2 separate regions of the Mus musculus genome follow, and region 2 is linked to region 1. Evidence: chromatin loops called from intact Hi-C (ENCODE). Cell type or tissue: gastrocnemius. All regions are shown on one strand.

Region 1 (8,000 bases):
AGGGTGAGAATGACTGTGATGGTTCTTACAGTGCAGCCCCTTCTGCAGGTGGGAAAAGGTGTCAAGGTTGCAGGCCTGACTGAAGCAAAAGTCTCCAAAGAAAATCCTATCCCAGCATCCCCAGGGGCACCCAGAAAAAGAAATGACATCTTCAAGGCTTCAAGATGGAGACATCTCAGCTGGGCCCACACATGGGTGTTCTGTGCTGAGGTTTCCTTCCCCAGAGGAAGGTCCAGCTTGGACTATAAATGGTACCACTGAGACAAGATCTCTTGGAGTATTTCTTGGCAGTTTTCTCAAGACTTCTCAACTGTCCTACATTCAAGATAAGCTCAGAACTATTTACAACACATGGAATTTTTAAAACATTAGTTTACTTAAAAAAAAATTTTTTTGAGACAAAATTTCACTATTTAGTCCTGTCCAGCCTGGAGCATATTATGTAAACCAGACTGACCTCAAACTGGAAGAGATCTGCCTCCTCTGCCTCCTGAGTGCTGGGATTAAAGGTGTGTCCCACCAAGCCCATCCATCCCATGTGGGATTTCTGTGTAGCATTAGAGCCAGTGACAAAGAAGGTCACCTCTGACCCCATAACCGGCCATGGGCTGAGCTGTATCTCCCACCCAACCCTCAGCATATGTTTCGATCTTAACCCCACCTCCTCAGAATGACAATTGGACTTCTTTGCAGAAGCAATTAAGACAAAACGAAGTCTTAGGGTGAGCCCAAATCCAATATGGCCTATGCTCTTACACTAGGAAGGAATTGGAACACAGAACCCAGAAGGACACTCTGTTAGGACACAGGAAAAAGACTGTCTTCAAGATTAGCCTACCTGACACCTCGTTACAGAATTCTCCAGAACTATTAGAAAATAAACTTCTGTTGTCTAGATTACTTTATTCACCGCTCTTTCTGAGGGCACTAGTAAGTGGGTGGTCTTCACTCAGGCACTTGGAAAAGCAGAAAAGGCTTCCTGAATGAGGGACACCACTTGCCCTTGGAGACCATCATTAACCCCTTTGAGGGTGAGGTCTCCAAGGGCTCAGGTTCTCCTCTCAAAGATACCTTAACTCTGTCACATTGAAACCCATCTAGACCACAGGTTTTCAACCTGTGGGTTATGATCCCCAAATTGGCAGGTCAAATGATCCTTTCACAGGGGCCACATATCAGATATCTTGGCTATCAGATATTCACATTACAATTCATAACAGTAACAAAATGACAGTTGTGAAGTAGTAACGAAAATAATTTTATAGCTGGGGGTTGCCGTAACGTGAGGAATGATATTAAAGGATCAAGGCATGAGGAAAGTTGAGAACCGCTGCTCTAGATCATGATACTTTGGAGAGCCACACCAGGAGGATGTCAAAGCCTATTTAACTGAGCAGGAGTATTTCCCCCAGATGTACACTGAACCTTTGAGGGGAGAGAAGCATTTGGAGCTTGGCTGTACCTGGGCATCCAGGAATGAATGCTACAGACCTGTGAACTCAGGCCACGTGAGGAAAAGGAGTTTCCTGGATGTATCCCACGGGCAGGTCTGAAGTCCCTAGATTCCAGTCCTCCCCTGCCCTCCATGTAATAAGCCAGGCAGAATTCCTCCAGGGCATTGTGTAGTCTGCAAGCTTTGTCTCGTGGACACAGATGGAACAGCTTGTCACTTGGTCACGGTAAAAGGAATAATTAGCTAACAGCACAGGTAGATTAAACAAACAAAATTGTATGGATCAAACCTTTGTATCTTTCACAATCCTCTCTCACTGTCCGGATCCAATCATTCTCGTGTATTGCCATGACCGAATAGTGAGCTGTTTATTGCTATCCTCTACCTCTACCACCTTTATGTGTTAAATCATCGCTCTGTATGAGAATAACCGGCAGTTATTTTACTGGGTCAACATCTAAGAACACCTTAGTGACCTGATGGCCCACCAGGAAGAGCTATGCATTAGTCATTTCCTGTTGCTAAGCTGAAACCCCACGGCCAAAGAAACTTACAGGAAAGGAGTTTATTTGGGCTTACACTTCCATGGGGCTGAGTCCAACATGGTGGGGAGCATAGCAGCAAGAGGCAAACACAGCAGCAAGAGCAGGAAGCTGGGAGCTCACATCATGAGCCTTAAGCAAGAAGCAGTGAATTGGAAGTGTCCAGAGTTGTTTAGCTCTCAAATCCACCTCTGGTGACATACTTTCTTCAACAAAGACCTACTTCCTAAACCTCCCCAGACAGCACTGCCAGCTAAGGATCGGGTGTTCAAATACAGGACCATATGGGGTACATCCTCATTCAAAGCACCACAAGCAGTACGGGTTGAACCATACTCTCTTCCTCTTTTAGGTATTTTGAAAGTTTTCTTTAATCCCTGTTATAATTGACTTTGTTCTGTTGTGGTTATTGTTATTATTGCTGTTGTTATTATTGTGTGTGTGTGTGTGTGTGTGTGTGTGTATGTGTGTGCGTGCAAGCACACACATGCTCAAGGGCAGGTATACATGAGCCACAGTGTACATCTAGGGGGCAAAGGACATTCCATAGGAGACAGTTCCATCTTTCTATCATGTGGCTTCCAGGGACTAAATTCAGGTGATCAAACTCATGCTACCTATGTGTCTTGCTGACCCGGAAGCCCTCCTACCAAGGAGAAAAGTTCATCTATAACTTTTAGTTAAAGCTGATAATGCAGATGATTTTCTTACAATCGGAATGTCTGCTTATTTTAACACAGGCCCCTTCATAATTCTTCAAAAGAAGTATGTTTGCTGCAATATTTGGGAACTGTACTTAAAAATGATTGCTTATTTAAAATTTGAATTCAGCTGAGCACCCTAGCTTTGATCTGCCATACTCCACATTGTCCCTGTATGGTACTGGCTGCAGGCTTTCGAGGCAGGGATTAGCACTGATTCTTGATCTTCAAATGAGGATACTCTTGCCCAAGAAGTTCACAGGGCTTTGTGCCATGGTGCTATGCTCCTGCTGAGTCTTTTCCTGCATTCTTGGGGGTGATCCCCAAGGTGTGGTAATCTGTTTCTGCTCCAGTGTTAGGGTGTGTTAGGGAAGCCACAACAGAGCACCACAGATGAAGCAGTTTAAACACTAATCATGCATATTCTCAAGGGTTCAGAGGTTGGATGACAGAGATCAGGTGCTGATTCTCCTGTCTCCTGGGCATGTCGGTGGCTGCCATGCTTGTGTCTTCATAACATATTATGATGTGAATTTGTGTCCCAATTTCTGCTTCTGAAAAGGTCGTCAGCTCAGGAACTTTGGGAAGGTCATGAAACACTCGCCCCTCCAGAAGGGGAAGGCTAATTAGCATTTCTCAGACCAAAGGGCTGGGACCGACCTGACCTGTGGGTGGGGACACATTCCACAGGACTGACCATTGCTCACCTTCAGACAAGGAAAGTCCTTGTCACCTCATTCCCTAAAGACCAATCAGTTTAAAGGGTGCACTGTTCCACCAATCATATTGTGCCTAGTTGTTCTCTGTTCTGCCCTTAGAAACCATATAAAAACTGAGCTGGTGCTTGGGGTCGCCGCCTCTCCTTCGGGTCTGGGACGACCCCAGTGCACTGGAACAATAAATTCCTCTTGTTTTTTGCATCGATCCTGTCTTCATGTGGTTCACTCAGGGAGTCTCCAGTAAGCTAAGGCTCCCCAGAGTCTTACAATTCCAGTTGAGCTTACCACATGGCCTAATTTAACCTCCATTACTCCTCTAAACCGTGTCCCCAGTCTAACTAGAGGCAGAGTGAGTTAGGACTTCCCTGAGGCAATCTGGTGGCACATGGGGTGGCCTGTGGCAATTCCCTGTTTCAGTTTCTGTTTCCTCAGGCATCCACCTCACCTTGTTCTCTGTCTGGACTGAGTGTCTGAGGTCCTGAGAACATCCCTTCTTCCAGGATTGGCACCTCCCCCAAGACCTTGGTAGGTCTTAGGACAGCCTGACTCCCTGTGGCCTCCTTCCCAGGGCACAGCTCCAGTTCTGGGTGGAGTTTCCTTGGCAGGGCTCTGGTCACTCTGGACAAATTCTCCAACATTGGTCAACACCCTTCTGGACTTCCAAAATGGATCATTGCCTGGAAACTTCTGTATGCTGCCTCACCCCACCAGGGCTGCCTGATGCAGGCAGCTGTCTGAATCACTCTTGAGACAGTCTATGTTTTTTGAGCCCTGGGCCATGGATGTCAAACCACCTTCCTAGGACTTGCCCAGTATACAGGCAGCCCAGCTCATAACATCTGACGTCTCAGGCCTCCGGATGCTCAGGGCCACCCAGTCTTCTTGACAATTGGCTTTTCTGACTTGGGTTTTACTTATAATCTATTTTGTCTAGACCTTAGTGCATCTAATGACTTGCAATGTGATTTTGATTCATTGTGATTGGCTTCTAGAATCTTCAAATGATTATGGGGACATCATACCATTCACCTAATCTCCTTGCACACTTTTCTTCTTAATGATGTAAAAACACATAAAATTCACCAGCCTGTGATGTATAATATAAGGTTCTCTTAGGATTTTAGTTGCTATAAAGAGACACTGTAATCACTGCATTTAAATGGGGGCTGGCTTACAGTTCAGAGGTTTACTCCATTAGTCCACTGTCGTTGTGGCAGGAAGCACAGTGGCACACAGGCAGACATGGTACTGGAGAGGTAGCTGAGAGTTCTATATTTGGATCTGCAGAGAGCAGGAAGAGAGAGTGACACTGGGGTCTGGCTTGAGCTTCTGAGGCCTCAAAGCTCACCCACAGTGACATACTTCCTCCAACAAGGCCACACCTTCTAGAAGTGCCACTCCCTATGAACCTATGGGGTCCTTTTTCATTCAGACTACCACAGAAGTTATAATTTCCCCTAGTCACCGTTATCACTGAACACCTGAAAGAAGATAGTTCAGAGGTCAAAGCCTTCCATACACCAAAAACAAAAATCAGAATGCAAAACCCAAAACTCTCATCAGTGATTTTTTTTTTTTTTTGGTCAATCATACACTGAAATGATGACAGTTTGGCTTGTTATATGGCATTAAATCAACCATGTGATTAAACCCACTTTGTCTAATTATATTTCCTGTTATTAAATGTGGCTCTGGGCATGTCACGTTGCACATGGGGCTGTCTGTGCTGTGTGCAATCTCCTTCTCTTCCACACTGTGCCCTATATTCGACGTGTCCCTCAGACGCCTATCCAACAATCTAACAAACCCATGAACGTCACTCTTAAAACACATTTTAATAACTGCGAGACAAGACCACAACGGTCGTCTGTGGTACACTTGTGTCTCAGATTGTCTTTTAGAAGTTCAAGCCAATTGTTCTGGATACTTTTCAAAATTATTTATTTTTTTGCCAAGTTCATAAAAACCCTTTTGGCGAATCCTTCTGCACAGCTATACATATTTTCTCCCCTCAACATGACTGCCTCGAGAATGCGGACCTTTTAATTTACTTTCCGCAGTTTTTGAAAATCATTCTTCATAGATAATGCACTGATGCACTGCTATAGGCCCCTGAACTTAGATGCTGTTGGTTTTGACGTCTTCATCTTTTGAGGTTAAACGGTCTGCCGCTAAGCACTGGTGACTGTTGCTGTCTGGGAGGGGTGCTTTGCTGCCCAGCCTACCATGTGCTGATCATTTCACTCTGTTTTCTCTGTCATTGTGAATTGAAGATGGTGACTTCCCAGTCTTAATAAATAATTATGGTGGTAGTGGGCATTACTCCCAAAAATAATTTGCTGTTATTGCTCTTAGGAATTTTTACCCCATTAAACTTGGCAATGCTCCTTCTCCTTGGCTCAGGTCGCCTTCAAGGACACCATTAGCGAGGCATTTTCCCTTCCCAAGTAAAATAAGCAGTCTGGAAGGCAGAATTTCCTCCTGGCTTTCTACAACCCATTCACTATAAAAATAAAACAAAACCATTAGTTTTTCGTTTAGAGACATATTTTCATAGGGTGACATGCCAGACTACAGACAGTCCATGATGCTTTGTAAAATTGTCAGTGGACTGTGCATAGATAGGTTCTGCGTTCCCTGCCCAGAGTCCAAGTTCAAGGGAAAGTGTGGGCTTGGCTTGCTGTCAGGGATAGATCTACAGTTAGGGTTAGGGTTGGAGAAACCTTATTTTAATGTTCTAATGCATTGAACATCCATTTTAAAACTAAAATCTCCGTAAACGTTTTTAAGTTACGGAAATCCTCAGTTAAGAGCTATCTTATGTTTTACATCAGTAGACAAACAAAGAGGCGATTGGCATTCATCTCGGAGGAAATGGCAAGCTCGGAATTTTTATGGAGCATCCAACTGAGGGACTGAGCCAGCAGATAACTGTAGCTCTCACGCAGAGATGGGAATGGAGCTGAGTTGCCATCAGCCAAGACTTCACCGCTCTGAGTCTTCCGAACAGAGGACAGAGCAAGGGCAGAGCACACTGGGAGTTCTGATTCCTGGTCCTGGAGAGACACTCTTAGGTTGTTTTAAGAACCGGGTCAGACAAAAGCGGGAACCAACTGTAGGGTTTCTGGCTTAGTATTGGTTTTCTGGAGTGTGAGATCCATTTCCATGCCAAAATGTGTGCTTAGCACATCTTGTTACAGACACCAAACCCTCCGAACAGGAGAGAGAATTTTTAGACAAACTTTTTCTTAAGGAGATGTCCCTGGAACATCTCATCCAATAAAGTGGTGGGTATTCCTCTACCTGCAATAATTGTCCCCAGGAATTCCTATGGTAGAAAGGATATCTCAGTTGGTCCAGATTCCAAGAAAGCCTTTTGTTTTCTAGCCCTCTGAATTTGCTTTCCCTGCTTTAAGAGCAGTGCCCATCAGACTGGTAGAAAAGGATGGGGAGGGCAGAAAGCTTTCAAGGTCAAGGGCTTTCTGTTTGTGGTATTTGTTGTGATCATTGTGTGGCTCCAGAAAGACCACACCAGGCCAAACAGTTCCACGTGAGGTTTATTGAGAGAGAAGAGGGCAAAGTGGCAGCAGAAAGAGAAGGGGGAGGAGGGAGAAGAGTAAGAGGAGGAGGAGGAGGAGGAGGAGGAGGGGAGAGAGAGAGAGGAGAGAGAGAGAGAGAGAGAGAGATCAGAGGGGCCTTCCTTTATATATGGATGGTGACATAGCCACAGGTAAAGGTGGGAGGTGAGTCAAGTGGTTTCTGGGACTATGGTGACTATTGCCTTGGCAACAGGTATGCGGGTCAAGCTGTCGCCTATGTGATGTCATAGGTTTCGGAGATCCTGATACCAACAGCGTTCCCACTACATCTTTAGGGAAGCAAACACTGAAGATGCCCCCAAATCAGTGGCTCAGTGGGGTTACAAAAAAGCAGGGCTAGGATCCTGGCCAGAGATACCATTCACCCATAGTAGCCTCAAGGCTCAGTCCACAGCTACCTCGACAGCTGAATGTGTTCTTTGAGTAGTCTTGTTTGGAGTGAGACTATCCAAGGAGTCTTGGCTACTTCCAGGCACTTGTGATTCTTCCTCAAGATAAGTAGTCTCAGGCACACTTGAAAACTATGGATTAGACACACATTTCTTGGTTTAAAGGGGGAAACTTCAAACTCTGCTTGTCACAGTGCAAGAGATGGGCTTTCTGTGGTGTGTGTTCAGATGGCGGTGGTACCTGATCAAGCTTAGCTTTGTCCACGGTTCCAGCATAAAGATTACCAGTCCCACAACACATTCTCTGCACCGGGTCCATCTTGGGTGGAGCAGATGGTCTGTTTCCCTTGCTCCATTTTTTTCTCTCCCATTTTGGGTGGTAGAGGGAGTGTGGGAAGACCCTTCTTCTCAACCTCCTCCAGGCCACCAGCTGCAGACCAGGAGCCATTCCCAGAAGTCTGTATTTCCTCACCCATTAAGAGTCGAGCAGCAGTGATCTTTAGAGCAAACGGCCTTCCAAGGCCCAGGGTGGGAACAGTGCTAATTCGCTGTGTCTTCCGCTAAACCCTCTTTAAACAAGTGCAGCCTTCAGCTGAT
Region 2 (8,000 bases), 220 kb after region 1:
CCCCTCAGCACCCTTGGTCTCATGCAGGATTCTCTGCACAAAATGGCACAGGCCTTGGGTAGAAAGTGCTGCCAGTCAGCAGAGCTCCTTGTCCATTGGAGCTAGGTCAGGCACTAGCATCAGTGACAGCTTATTCCAGAGCCCAGTGATCCCACAACACCCTGTGCAAGTCACAAACTCCTGAGGGCCAGTCTCTTCCTTGGATGAGCCAAGCGTTCCTAAGAGAATCTTATCCTCTGAATTTCCCTGGGCTCTTAAAGAAACTACCTCAGCCTCACCTCCTTTCCACCATGGGTGAGACTATTCCTGTAGTAGATGCTACTCACCCATTTCCTCCTGCTCCTTACCAGTGTCAGGGTCAAGGTGTGCCTGTCTTTAGCTGGGCCTGAACTCCTGAGCAATATGGAGAGGAAACCCAGGCATGTGTTCCTCCTTGGAGTGGTGAGTTGAAGCAGGAATTGCTGTCAACAGCCATACACACAACACACATATACTAATACAGATGCACTCATATTTGCACGTGTGCACACTAAACACGTATAGACCCACACGTATGTGGACTTGTGCAGAGAACACACATGGAGTAAACTTTAGCACTGCACACTGACAGCATAGGTCCACTGCCCACACCCCTGTACTTTGAAGGTGACTAAGGGCACCCCATCCTCAAGGCCGGAGGGGTATGCTTGCTTGCCATTACCTGGGTACTACTAGGTCTGTTGAATGAGAAGTCAAATCACCTACACGCTTCCTGCTTTTATTCAGTTCGGTTCATCCTGAAGAAGAGCAAAGCTCCCATACAAGAAACAAACTTCCGAAGTCTAGCCACACCCTGCCCAGCAGGCTGCAAAGGACCTCCGCCCGCTAGCAGGCAGAGTTCGGACTAGTTGCCAAGATCTTCCTCATGCTCCAGCTCATGTGAAAGAGCTAAAATGCCCTGCTGTTGTTTGACCTGCCTTCATGCCGTTAAAAAGAAACTACCAGGAGCATCCTTCGGTTCATCATCTGCACAGCTGGGCCATTTCCATTTCAAACACCAGCTTGGCAGCTGAAAATTTCACCACTCCTCCCTCTCCCATGACACCAGCAGACTGTTCACCCCCTCCATGTCGGAATGTACGTGACTCATCCCAAGATGGCGCCACCATGTTACCGGCAGGCAGATCCTCAGGCTTCGAAGTATGTTTGCGTCTTCTCGCCTAGCCTACTCACCACCAGCAGCTCAGGGTGTGCCATCTGTTGAGCATCTTACACCCTCTGCACTCCAGCCAGAGCAAATTCCAGATGCCTCCTGCTTCCTACTCAGCATAGGTGAGAAGCTGCCCCCCACCCCATCCTCAGCAGCCCAAAGTGTGGCTGCTCCCCCTAGGTCCTGCCCACATCCTCACTCAGCACTGAAGTGGAAATGTAAGGGTTTTTTTGGAAAGTCGGTTGTGTTGGATGGTGTTTTGCTGGGGCAAACATGTAAGGGAGTGTTTTCCTGAAGTGGACACAGGTGAAAGACTAAGGCAGACTTATGAAGGACCATTTCATTGAAGCAGACACAGGTGAAAGGATGTTTTACTAAAGCAAGCACATGAAAGGACACATGATGAAAGATTCTTTGCTAAGGACATTTATGTATTGGCCCACCTTACATTGCGCAGCTGAGCTCCATCTGTTGGAACTCCATAGAGAGAAATGCCAAAAAAAACTTCTGGTACTGTGCTATAGCTACTTGCAGCTTCCGAGGACAGGCTCATTGACAGAGTGATGTCAGCTGAGATAGATGCAGGTGCCGAGTCACGTGCTAGGGAAAGATCCATGGAGAACACATGAAATTTAGAGATAACACGAATAAAACTTGATAGACAGTGACAGAGACTGAGCTTGGCTTACTTGTGGAACTAACTATGCAACAGCTTATGGGGCTCTCGACTTTGCTGATGTTTGCTGAGAGGCACAGCTAAGAACTTCTTCTGATGACCTTCCTAGTCCTTCCTGCTGACTCGTGCCGACACTGAGGCCTGGCTGTCTCTGCTGGGTCATGCCACCATTGCTGAGTCATGTTTACTGTCCCAACTCTACCAAACTGGACTACTGATATATCCATAAAATGTTTACCAGTAGACCGAGCTGCTACTAAATAACCTGTAAACTAAACTGCTGATTTCCAGACAACACAGATGGAAGCTGCTCAAAAAAAACCAAAAAACAAAAACAAAAAACAAACAAACAAAAAAAACAAACTGGCTAACCAGGTCCACTTCCCCTGTATCCTTTCTTTTCCACTACCTCTGGTGGGTGGTGGGCTAAAGGGGGAGTTAAGAACTATCATTTTTTAAAAAATTAAAGTTAGATAGCCCTTTGGAAGTTGGTTGAAATAATCCTGGGAAAGGCAGACAAGCTCTGTGACAGACACCTGGAAGAAGCACCCAGATACAGCCACATACGAGGCAGGGGGAAAGCTCGAGGGGCTCGTGTGTCTACTTGGGGTCATAGAAGAATTTTGCGGGTTTCAATTTTAAGATTTTTCCTACTGGAGCTGGAGAGATAGCTCCAGAGGCCACCCTTCCAAAGGACAAGTTCATTTCCCAGCACCCACACTGTGGCTTACAGCCACCAGCACTCCAGTTCCATGGGATCCAATGCCCCAGTAGCTGCTTTCTATCTTCCCAGGCTGCATCTATCCTGTGGTTCAGCTTCACTCAAGCAAGCTTGGATCCAGAAGCTCAAAGTACCAAAGGGTTGATGGATTCCCAAGGGTTTAATTCCCCAAAACATGAGGGGCCCCATCCCATTGTCATCAGATCCCAGGGCTGAACCTTGGAACCAGCTCTGGCCCTTGCAGCTTTTGCCCTCAGACTTGTAGCTTCTGCCCTTAGACTTGTAGCCTCTGCCCTCAGACTTGTAGTCTCTGCCCTCAGACTTGTGGTTTCTGCCCTCAGACTAGAAACCTCTCTCCTTCACTTCCTTCTTCTTGTCCTTGTCTCTTTCCTCCCTCCCTCCCTCCCTCCCTCCCTCCCTCCCTCCCTCCCTTCCATTCTTTTCTTCCCTTTTATTTGGGGGCAGAGGGGACAAGAGTTTAAGATCTCAAGTTCTCATTCTATAGCCCAGGCTGGCCTAGAACTTTATCTAATTCAAGATAGCCTTCAACTTGTGGCAGTCCTCCTGCTAAAGCCTCCCCAGTGCCAGAATTACAGGCATGGCCCTCTACATCTGACTTCTTTCTGTTTCTAAGTTAGAGTCCTGCATGGCTTTGCAGTTTTAAATTATTAGACAGGATCTTTTCACTGACCTGTCCCCTACTCCTTACCACTGCTTCTGGCTCATTACTCTGGTCCTTGATGGCACAGTGACCATGGTCCTCACATCCTCCCAGTCAGGCCTTGGTCAGTTCCTTTGCTTTGCTCTCCCCTTGGCCAATCCAGCCTCATTTCTGCATGTGGACAAAAGCCTGTGACTCATCCAGGAGCCATGAGCCCTGGTGGGCACAGTAAATTGTTGGAACTCAGGATGGTTACTTGTCACAGCCTGTAGGGCACTCAGGAACCCATCTGGCTGAGAGGTGTGTTATTAATGTAGAGCATTATCATTACAGCAACAACCACGGGGTGTCAACATTCCAGGGTCCGGCCCCCTCAGAGAAAACAGGCCTGAGTTGCTGGCACTCAGCACGGGCCTCTGTGGTGCAGACAAGTGTCCGGGCTGGGGCAGGTGGCATTTGCTTAAGTAAAGCCTTTGCTGACATGTGGGTGGAGGAAAGAGAGCGAGAGATCCGTTTCTCCAGAGCGAAGCTGCTCCGAGTTTCCAGCCCGAAGAGAGGCCCACGTCCACACATCCATGCAAGTGTGAGCCACGTGCCTCGGTGATTAAGGCTGTGGTTTGGGCACCGTGTCAAGAGCTCCCCATGAGACCCCAGCCCTGAAGCAGGATGTTGGAGATTTTTATTGCAGGCAATCCAGTTTCTCGGAGAGCTGGTAATGACAGTCCCCAAGAGCTCATTCATCCCTCCACATGCCTCAGCATAAGCTCTTCCCAGGATCCAGGAGATTCACGCCTGGCTCTGCTCCTCTGTCTCCCTGGCAGGACCCCAATGCCCGCTGACCATGAGGAGCGCCTAAAACCATGCTCCCAGCACAGTGTGAATGTCTGGAGGCCAGGGAATTAACTAGCCCCAGAACAGGAACCAGCAGGAGGCTGGAGACAGAAGTAGCAGAGTGTAGACTCTGAAGGAGTGCTTTATCCTTCATATCCAAAGTAGTATTTCCACATGTGATTAGTATGGACACGAATGATGAGAGAATCATGTGTGATTTTTGTACCGTTAATGCTACTTGTGGTTGACATATTGTGACTATATATTTATAGACCGCAAAGGGCTGTTTCTCCTTATGGGTACCATGCAGTGATGTGGCAACTGCTTTAACACACCCATCACACCTGGCCTAGCACTTGTTGGTGATAGACAATCTGTTTTAATGTTTATGTATCTGTGTGTGCCTGAATCTCTCCGGGTGTGTGCACAGATACGTGTGTGCATGTTCCCGTGGTGGCCAGAAGAGGGCGCTGGCTGTCCTCCTTCATCACTCTGCACCTAGTCCCTTGAGACAAAGTCTCTTTTGGGACCTGGAATTTACATTTTCTTCCAGTGTCTGAAAGACAGAGATCTTGTCTCCATCCCCTCAAAAAGCTGGGTTACAAACAAGTGTTGGATGCCCAGCTGGCCATGCAGGTGTTAGGGGCCAAACACCAGTCCTCGTGACTCTTCAGACAGTGCTTTTAACCACCAAGCTTCTCCCCAGCCCCACTCATGGTTACTGCTATGTTCACATTGTCATGGACATTATCGTGGGCTACAGTCACCATACTGAACAGCAAGCCTCAAAGTAGACCTCTTGCAGACATGGGCCTCTGTCCCTTGAAGTTCTCAGCCCCCTCCCCTCTGATAACATTACCCTCCTCACTAAATGCACGACCTCATCTTTCTGTATAATAGGCTTTTTAGCTATGTTCTAAGGTGAAGGTTAGAATTGGCTGTCCACTTGATCAGAACTGGAATCAACTAGGAGATGTGTGGAGACAGTCACCCCTGGCTGAGACCCACTGGGACAGATGTCTCACTGGGTCACCTTTAATGGAGGTTCCACCCTTTGGTGAGTCCATGAATCTGCTACCTTTCCCTAAACTATCTGCTAGATTCTCTCTGTGGAGCCACTGAAGGCAGAGGGGAGATTTTAAAACAAGAAAGAGCTGGTGTTCTCCTCCAGTGAGTAATTCAAACTTTGACATGGTGAGGATTCAACTATAGAGGGTGCTCACTCCCTTGACATGGAGGGGTGGAGGGAGACCTGTGTACGGGGTTGGACGACCAAAGGACAAGTCCTGTATAATTCCCTTCAGAGCCAAGGCTTGGTGTAGCAGACAGCCGGAAAATAGAAGTCACACAATGTTCTTTCCACCTGCAAAGAATGGCTTCCTCTAAGTGCATCTGGCACAAAGGGGCCAAGATAAAAGAACCAAATGTTTGGATAAAATGCAATGGATAGTTGGTGTCTAGAAGCCCCCATATACATTGTTGGCTAATGCCAAGTAGGTTCTTAAAACTGTGAGAGCCAGCCTTGAGACTGCTCACCCGGGCTGCAACTCAGCCAGAACTGTGGGCTGGCTCAGGGTGTGGCAACATATGGTCTGAGTCTACAGAACATCTGATTCTGGTTCCCAGTGGACACGGTGGGCCTTGGTGATCCATAGGAGGAAGCACCATGCCTTCCACACCCAGTACCCTCTGACATTCTGCTCTTGGGGCCTAGTGAGATGATTCCCCTCCCCCGAAGTCTGTCCAGGGCCTCTCCACACACACCCCCACCCTGTACATTGGTGTTATTTGAGATGGCTGAGGTCACTGATGAGGACTGAACTGGATGCCTCGAAACACACCCTACCTCAGCTCATTCCTCAGGTTTTCCCCCTAGACCTCTCCATGAACACGTAGGATTTGGATCAGTGGGCTATGTGGTCAAGCAGCTTCAACATCCAAGATTCTTAGGGACTTTGATCTGTCCCAAGAATGTGCCTCTCTAGCTCAGTTCCAGGTCAATGACAATGAAGAATTGGAATGGGCTCAGAACCCAACAGAACCTGAGTGGCATGGGCCAGTCTCAGACACAAAGGCAACTGTGCCCAAAGCCTCAAGGCTGGTCACCCATCTGCTCTGCAAAGAATCCTTTCACCCAGTGCCCAGCACCAAATGCTTTACTTTGCCCTAGGTGCTGGGAACACAGTGAGCCCAGGGTCTAGCTTAAACTATGCTCTGTCTAGCCTCTGTCTTATCATGTCTTAGTTAGGGTTTTACTTCTGTGAACAGACACCATGACCAAGGTAACTCTTATAAAGGACAACCCTTTTGGGGCAGCAAACCCTTCATTTGGGGCTGGCTTACAGGTTCTGAGGTTCAGTCCTTTATCATCAAGGTAGAAGCATGGCAGAGTCTAGGCAGGCATGGTGCAGGAGGAGCTGAGAATGCTACATCTTGTTCTGAAGGCAAAAGGAAAAGACTGGCTTCCAGGCAGCTAGGATGAGGGTCTTAAAGCCCACACCCATCAAGATACCCTTTTTCCATCAAGGCCACACTTACTCCAACAAGGCCACACCTTGAAATAGCACCACTCCTTGGGCCAAGCATATTCAAACCATCACACCATCTCATGAGTGGTTGGTTTTGGAGACCTGTTCTAACCACCTGCCAGTTCCCGTGGTGTAAATGCTTCCACTGGGGGGGCAGCTTCAGGTCCTGAGTATGAATCCTGCAAGCTCCCCTAATACCCGTGGATGTAGGGATCAGGGCTCAGCACACACAGGCACCATGGGAGGGATCAGGGCTCAGTACACACAGGCACCATGGGAGGGATCAGGGCTCAGTACACACAGGCACCATGGGAGGGATCAGGGCTCAGTACACACAGGCACCATGGGAGGGATCAGGGCTCAGCACACACAGGCACCATGGGAGGGATCAGGGCTCAGTACACACAGGCACCATGGGAGGGATCAGGGCTCAGTACACACAGGCACCATGGGCACATGCCTGCGTCTGCAGTACTGGTCTTCTTCCATCAAGCCTTATTTACTCTTGTCTCATAAATACTGAAGAGTTAAAAACATTTTTGGCAGGAGACCCAGACAGGCTGGCTCTGAGAAGGCAAGGGGAGACTGAGAACATGTGAGTCTCCTTTTTTCCCTCATTAAGAGGAGGGCTAACTGCAGGACAGGGTGGAGAGCCTGACAGCTCTCCACTGTGAGCCCCCCAAATACATATGGTACCCAGCACCAAATGCCACCAGATGGTTATCTACCAAAGAGGGAACAGCCATTTATTTTTCTTAAAATTTTCTTGACCAGAAAAATGGCCTACCTCATAAAGTCGGGCTAATCTTTATTACAGATCAGAGCTGCTTTTGCCCAGTAATGTTTTATTATGGCTGAATGCTGATGATCTTTAAAAAAAAATAAAATAAAACTTTTTTCTAAAGTTTCCTCTGCTGTGTGAGTTACTTTCTTCATTACTCAACTCACGAAGGAGGGGTTTTTGGTTGGTTGATTGGTTTGATCTGGTTTGGCTTGGTTGGTTTGGTTTTGGCCCACCATTCCAGAGTCTATCATGCTGCAGAGAGCATGGTGTCAGAGGGTGTGGAAGAGAGAGATAAATGCTGGTTCTCAGTCCACTTTCTCCCTCTCCTCCTTCTCTTAAGTCTGGGAGCCCACCACCCCACATCCGGGATTCATCTTCCCCAGACATGCCCAGAGAAGATGTGTCTCCTCGATGACTCCAAATCCAGTCCAGGGGACAATGGAGATGACCCATCTTACCTACCTGCCTTGTCAGATGACTACTTTCTGATGTTTAGCGTTATCTATTATAACAGGAACAGAAAGAAAATAGCTTTACAGCCTGGCTGGAAGCCCGAGTGTGGCTACCAGCCTACCATTCAAAGAATGTTCACTTTGATGAAGTTAGGGCT

Evidence for each region. Hi-C counts contacts between places; a loop is a spot of excess contacts. Peaks named below come from ENCODE experiments on the same cell type or tissue, not always from the same donor. Only the 100,000 strongest peaks of a DNase experiment are listed, where the experiment ranks them.
Region 2: it touches region 1 in a loop (1.9-fold over the local background); 2 of 42 quality-filtered maps call a loop at or near these places.

The regions. Positions count from the first base shown.
Region 1 is chr1:90,493,774-90,501,773 of GRCm38, reverse strand. The region is part of intron 1 of Gm28722 (a long non-coding RNA gene); the gene reads left to right. Among named protein-coding and RNA genes, the nearest start is that of Gm28722, 6.2 kb to the left of the region's middle. In gastrocnemius, CTCF peaks have their summits at 4,052 and 6,499; no DNase peak of the experiment used is centred here; H3K27ac peaks cover 7,861 bases.
Region 2 is chr1:90,269,183-90,277,182 of GRCm38, reverse strand. 2700003A03Rik (a long non-coding RNA gene) reads right to left here and starts at 4,311. Exons shown (of 4, transcript XR_003947931.1): 1 at 3,278-4,311; 2 at 1,633-1,789. In gastrocnemius, a CTCF peak has its summit at 4,538 (motif pointing right); DNase peaks (open chromatin) are centred at 3,901 and 4,042; H3K27ac peaks cover 964 bases.